Regions from separate parts of the Homo sapiens genome. Here region 2 is linked to region 1. The links are chromatin contacts, found by Hi-C in ENCODE. All regions are on one chromosome and are shown on one strand. Each heading gives the region's core, a stretch centred on a gene start or an enhancer-like site at or near the end of the contact. The rest is flanking DNA. Distances are from core to core; before and after follow the strand shown.

The links. A loop is a pair of places that touch in the nucleus more often than their neighbours do.
Region 2: a loop to region 1 is called in a map with no recorded cell type, with 4 times the contacts of the local background. The contact joins the enhancer-like site here to the promoter of PCDH17 in region 1. A Hi-C loop is called at or near these places in 1 of 37 single-sample maps with no recorded cell type.

The regions. Positions count from the first base shown.
Region 1 is chr13:57,630,333-57,633,788 of GRCh38, reverse strand. PCDH17 (protocadherin 17) reads right to left here and starts at 2,045. Exons shown (of 4, transcript NM_001040429.3): 1 at 1-2,045. The coding sequence starts at 1,242. RefSeq lists an enhancer at 859-1,538.
Region 2 is chr13:58,238,574-58,241,965 of GRCh38, reverse strand. No RefSeq gene overlaps it. Among named protein-coding and RNA genes, the nearest start is that of LINC00374, 7.2 kb to the right of the region's middle. Within about 2 kb of position 1,850, at least 2 of the 41 ENCODE cell types and tissues checked have a DNase peak (open chromatin) inside an H3K27ac peak, as active enhancers do.

The DNA.
Region 1 (3,456 bases), core at 796-3,295:
AAGCTTGAAGGGGACGGAACCCCCGGGCCCGCCCAGGCCCCCGCCGCCGCCCGTCCCTCCTCCGCCTAGGACCCGACACTGCAGCTGTCCGTTCTTGCCAGAGTCCCGGTCAGTGACCCGCACCAGGGCGATGACGGTGCCGGGAGGGGCGGCCTCGCTCAGCGCCCCCTGGCGCACGGAGACGAAACCGATGGACGGCGCATTGTCGTTGCGGTCGATGAGCTTGACCGTGACTTTGCAGTGGGCTGGGATAGGGTTAGGCCCCAGGTCTCGGGCCTGCACGTCAATCTCCAGCATCCCGTTTTCCTCATAGTCCAGATTGCCCTTCACACGGATTAGGCCGGTCTTGGGGTCGATGGAGAAGAGCTCCCGCACGCGGTCAGGCACGTAGCTGCTGAAAGAGTAGAGCACTTCACCATTGGGACCTTCATCGGCGTCGGTGGCGTTCAGATCGATGACCACTGTACCCAGCGGAGCGTTCTCGGGCAGTTCCACCAAGTAGGATGGCGCCTCGAAGACCGGGCTGTTGTCGTTGGAGTCAATCACCTTCACGTTGATCTGTACGGTGGCGGAACGTGGAGGCTCGCCACCGTCCAGGGCAGTCAGCACGAGCGTATGGTGATTCTGTTGCTCGCGGTCCAGAGCCTTCTGGATGACCAGTTCTGGGAACTTGGTGCCGTCGCCGCGGGACTTAACGTCCAGTCCAAAGAGGCCGTGATCGTCGCGCGTGAGCAGGTAGGTGCGGAGCCCATTCTCGCCGGCGTCGGGGTCATGTGCGCTGGTGAGGGGGAAGCGGGTGCCCGGAGCAGCGTTCTCCGAGATGTCCATTTCGATCTGGTCCGAGGAGAAGGAGGGCGCGTTGTCGTTGATGTCCTGGATCTCTACCTTGATCATGCAGATCTCCTTGTCGTTGGCGAACACCTCGAGGGACAGCTGGCACTTGGCATTGTGGCGGCACAGGGACTCGCGGTCGATGCGCTGCTTGGTGTAGAGGAGCCCGCTGTCTGCGTCCACGTCCAGCAGGTGCGGTGCGGAGTTCTCCAGCACCCGGTAGCTACCCGACTTGCTGCGCCCTCCGCCGCCGCGCTCTGCAGGCGGAAGCCCAGGCTGCAGTCGAGCATCCCTGCCGATGTTCCCGATCACCGTGCCGGCCCCTTGCTCCTCCGGCACGGAGTAGTTGAGGTTCTTGAGAGTGAGGGCAGGGGCCCATAGAAGAAAGCAGCAACAGATGGAAAGGTACATCCCAGACCTGTAAGGTGGGGGCAGGAGCAATCGGACTGGAGGAGCCAGAGAGGGAGTGCGCGCCAGCCTGGGGCCCTGGCGCAGCGTGCGCGCGCGACGCGAGCCACAAGTCTATGGGTCCTTTTTTCCCTCTGCACCCGAGCTGCGGCACCCGGTGGTCTCTCCTTATTCTGCTCAAGTTCCCTGAACCTGTTGATCTACAGCATCCGCACTGGGTGAGAAGCTGCGGTGCAGCAGAGCTGCAGGGGCTTGGAGCAAGGCGGTGGCTTCCTGCGGCTGGGGGTGAGCCAGGGGTTTCGTCTCTCCCGCCCGGACTTCGGGAGGCTCAAACTTGAGCGATGAGGCAGGCGATAAGAAGGAAATCTCGTCTGGGAGAGATGATAATGAGCTAAAGAATCAGTAGGTTTTCCTCGCTCCCGCTAGGGTGCTGCAAATCTACTCCCGCCCGGAGACTCCGGAATACTCTTCACATCGAGTGGGGGAGGGAGCAGGGAGGTGTGTCTCTAGGCAGATCCGAAAGTGAAATTCTTACTTGCTGCTCGCCTCCCGTGATGAAATTGATGGGGATGAAGAGCAACGAAGACAGAGTCACAGATATATTTTGAAGCTTCCCCAGCGCACCGTGAAATGTCTGCTTGCTGCGCGGGCCGGTCTGTTTTCAGGCAGTGTTTTGCTGCATTTAGAGATCTAATCTTGCATTGCTGGCTGAGGCAGCGGCGGCGGCGGACTGCATCTACCAGCCAAGCGTATTTTTTTTTTCCTCTCTCTCCTTTCCGAGCAGCCAAAGGGAGGGGAGGAAATGCAGCGTAAAGAACTAGTGTCCCGATTTGTAGTTTCCTCTCCCCACCAGGCTCCTCCCTCTCTTCCTCGGAAAAGGCTCTCCCCCGAAATCAAGAAAGCCACAGCCTGATCAGCATTTGCTGTGTGAGTCTATTGGGAGGGGGGAAGTAGAGAGATAAATCTTCGCCTCTGTTCGTAGAACACACTCTCTGATTTCTCTACGCCAAGCCAGTAGCCTCCGCTACCATCCCATCCTCTCCCCGCGAGCAAGGACTTCTCTCCAAGCAGTTTAATTCCAGTTTGCTTTTCTTCCCAGGCGAAGGGAAATCAACAGGCAACTCATGGTTGGACGTGCACATTTAAAGGAGGAGGGGGGAGGCCGAATAAAAAGGAAGGGGGAGCCTCCCTCCCAGTCCTTGCACACACACTCTCCCTGTCTCTCGCTAGAAGGGAAACAGTCTCTGCATTCACAGGGCTGGGCTGTCAAGTGCCTCTTTTCTTTCTATTCAGCATCTCCTTCCAATAGCCCTGCCTCCCAGTCCTCTTCATCTAGAAAAGAAAACCTTGGCGAGGAATAAAAGTGATGAATATTTGAAGCAAATAAAGTACGTGTTTTTTTTTTTCCTTCAATTTTCTCTTATAGTAGGAGGAGTGGGCTGGATGAAAGCAACACATCAAGGTTTGGCGTGATGCATTCTGCAGTCTCTCTTTCAGTTTTTCTGGGCGACTCAGGGAGGGCAGGGGGTGCAGAGCTGCGGCCGCGGCGGTCCAGCCAGGGGCTCCTACCCCGGGGAGCTCCCTCCGAGGGGATGTTAGACACAGGTCTGTCTACACATTATTTCGGGTTCTGGAGGCGCCTCGACATACGGGAATGACACATCCAGAAATGCAGGTGTTCCGATCTGCCGGATGAGTCAGAAGCAGCGGAACGAATCGTATTCACTCTCGCCTCATGGTCCTCCCTTCACAGACATTAGTTGCGGCTTCTTCCTAACGCTTTCTCTGACTCAGTCTATAGAAAGAAAAACCAGATTCATGTTTTTGGGGAAAAAGAAAATGCAAGAGAAAAGGATGGAGGGAAGAAGGTGAAGCTGAATCTAGCAGCACTTTTACTCTACCTCTTTCTGCCGGAGTCCGAGGTTCTGGAAAACAAGGCGTCTGCTTTGCTAGGTGTATTGGTTTATTTATTTTGTTTATTTTTTTTAAACCTTTCCTCTTGGTTAGGCGAGAGGTACCCCGAAATTTTTCAGAGTCTTGGAAAAGGAAAAACAAAATCAGGTTTCCAGTAATTGTTCCCAGCTTAGCCTCGCATCATAGTTCAAGATTTTCCTCTCAATTTTTTCTATTCACAAAGTCCAACATCGATGTGTACAGTTAATTGTGCAGTCTGTTGTGGAGGTTTTTTTTTTTTTTAATTCCTCCTTTTCTGTCACG
Region 2 (3,392 bases), core at 601-3,100, 610 kb before region 1:
GATCTGGCCAGCAGCCCACAATGCAATGGGGCTTTTTCTTTGCTCCCAGGTGGATCGGCAGGTCGAGAAAAAATAGACACACACAAGATAGTGAAAGCTGGGTCCAGGGGGTTCACCACCTTCTGGTCCTGCAGTGCCACAAATGCGCTGGATATACCAGAATTTATTGTTAAGTTTAGTGAGGGCGGGGGTAGGTTAGTGAGGGATTTAGGGTCATTTGATTATGAGGTGAGATGGTCACATGGGGATGAAGTAATTCTTTAACAGAACATCTATATGCAGAAGTACAGTATACAGAGATAAGAATTTACAATATAGTGTGTGCATCAGTAATTTCTAACAGAGCCTTAAAACAGAAACATAGTCTTTCATAACCTATGATTAGCAAGATATTAATCAGCAGTAACAGTTGCAGCAAAAGCTGGTTGCAAACAATCCATAGAAACAGGACGTGAAGCTAGGCAACCAGTTAGACCAGAAATTCTCAGAAGGGAGTATGCCTTAACCCTAAAGAGGCCTAGAAGAGCCGTGGCAAGATGAGGGCATTTATAGCCTTATCTTATCCATATGGACAGGCGCCCACCATGCGTCCATTTATAGGCTCTCCACAAGGGTCGCATTCCATTCCCAGAGCTATGAGCATCTGCTTTTCTGGGATAGGAATCTTGGTGATGTGAAACCTCCCTGACTGCATGTCCGTTCATAGGCTCTCTGCAGGGGGAAGCACATCATGTGCTGTTGGCTCATTCTGGCAGTCCAACCTGGCATTGTCTTTACACAATCCTGCATGCAAATTTGTATTTACAGTAATCAGGAGCATTTCATCTTTTGTTCCATAGCAATAGTTTCAGGGGTCTCTTTAAAACCTACCTCTTCTATCTATCTACCTTTAATATTTTTTTCTTTCTTAGCAATGTCCTTCTTGTTTATTATCTTGCAGGGGTTTGCTGCATTTCCTGAATTTGAATGCTGGTCTCTCTAGCAAGGTTGGGGACATTTCCATGGATGAGATCCTCAAATATGTTTTCCAAGTTGCTTGGTTTTTCTCTTTCTCTTTCAGGGATGCCAGTTAGTGGTAGATTTGGTCTCTTTACATAATCCTGTATTTCTTGGAAGAATCCTTCATTCTTTTTAATTATTTTTCTTTATTTTTGTCTGACTGAGTTAATTTGAAGAACTGGTCTTTAAGCTCTGAGATTCTTTCCTCAGCTTGGTCTGTTCTGTTGTTAATGCTTGCTAATTGTATTATGAAATTATTTTAGTTTGTTTTTCAGCTCTATAATCAGTTTGATTCTTCCTTAAAATGACTTTTTCATCTTTCATCTCCTGTAATGTTTTGTTGTATTTCTTGGATTCTTTAAGTGAGTTTTGACTTTCTCCTAATTCTCAATGATCTTCATTCCCATGCTTATTCTGAATTCTAGGTCTGTCATTTCAGCCATTTTAGCCTAGTTAAGAACCGTTGCTGGAGAACTAGTGCAGTTGTTTAGAGTTAAGAAGACACTCTGGCTTTTTGAGTTGTCAGAGTTCTTGCCCTGGTCTTTTCTCATCTGTGTGAGCTGATGTTCGTTCAGTCTTTGAAGGTGCTCTCCTTTGGATGGGTATTTTTGCTTTTATCTTCTTTGATGTCCTTGGGGGTTTGATTGTGGTGTAACGTGGGTTCAGTCAACTGGCTTTGATTCTGGAAGATTTCAGAGGACTCAGCTCAGCATTCCTGGGCTGCATGCTCTAACTCTGGAAGGTTGGTACCAGGTATCTGGCTTTATTCTCTGGCCCCTCGAGGTTAGGAATCTGCTGCGCTTAAGGAGCTGAGGTTTTCCTGGTCCGTTGGCAGCAACACTCTGATGGGGGGGTGCCAGCCAAAGCATTTTGTCAGGGCGATGGCAGCGGGATCTGTGCTTTCTTATGTGTGCCAGCACCCACGGCGACATGGTGACTTGCGCATGTGTAGGCTGGGGTGAGGTGCTGGGGGAAGCCTTTGCCTTAATTTTTAAAGGCACTATATACTGGCAAAATATTTTGGTGTTGTATTTTGGGCTGCAGTCCAGTGGGTGGTGCTTAAGAGTGTTAGCCAGCAGCTTAACTCTTATCCTGCTGCATAGCTCTTTTGTGTTTTGGTGCGGTTGGAAGTAGTGCTCTGTGGTGGAGAGGGAAAGAGATGGCCCTCTTACCTAGTCCACTCCTGGGACTTGGAGGAGCTCGCTCTGACCACTGGTTCCATGCCTGCATTGCTTTTGTCGAGTGTTCTGGTCCATAGGGCTCCCTCATGCAGGGGCCGTAGTTGGCAGACAGGCTGTATGCTTGCCATATTGGCCCTGCAGAGGGAGGCACCGCCTGCTCCTTCACGAGCCTGCAAAGCTGGGCATCTCACCTCTCTCACTGATCCAAGAGTGAGGGTTCCCTCTGCTTGGGCACCACCCAAGCCAGCAAATCTCAGTTGGCTAGGAGCTGCGGCATGGATAGGGTCGCCAAATTTGCTGTTAAGGTGCTTCCCAGGAGAACACAGTGTTTTGCCTTCTCACATAGTTCAGGCAGAAGCAGGACAGCTGGCCTGGAAGCAGGCGTGCCTCACATGGCTAGGAGAGGCACAGACACCCTGCACTCCAGGTGTTTCGCAGGGCAACAGGAACCTGTGTGCCTCAGCAGAATTCAGGCAGAAGCAAGTCCCCTAGGCTGGAAGCTCTAGCACCTGTGGCTCTAGCCACAGGTGGAGTTACCTGTCCTGCTGTCTGGGTTTTTCCTGGGGCAATAAGAGGCTGCAGCCACAGACTGAGTTCAGGCAGAAGTGGAACTGCTGGGTCTAAAGCTGGCACTGAGGGCTATTGGAGGTGGAGCAATCTTACTGCTCCTAGGCACTGTGACTGCAACTTCTATTGGGGCTATGACACTGGTGCCAATCTGTTTCAGAGTCCACGGCTTGTAGAAGTCTTGCTGGAATTGACAGTTGCCTCTGCAAAAACTCCAGGTGGCTTTCTTCCTCAGTTTAGCAGCATGGTGGGCCAGGGGTATTCTCCTGTTCCCAGGCTTGCGCAGGTCCCTGTGGAGAGTGTGAATCCCTGTGAGGCTCTCACTCACTCACCCTTTCCTGTGCTGGGATCTCCTCCTGGCTCTGCATTGACCCCAGATGGGCTGCTGCGCAGCTTTGCTCCTCTCTGCTCTCTGTGTCCCCTTGCTGCCTTGATAGACCTTGATGAGGTTTCTTAGCGGAGCAGCTTGTAGGGTCAGTGTTCACTAGCTCTTTTATTTTTCTCTCCATCAGAGTGGTGCACTTGAGCTGCTTCTGGTCCACCATCTTGATGATATTCAGAATTTTATTTACTCTGAACTGTTTCTTGTAATGACCTGTGCTGAAAGCATGTTGGTGCTTGGAAGGAAAGCTGGGAATAAAAACT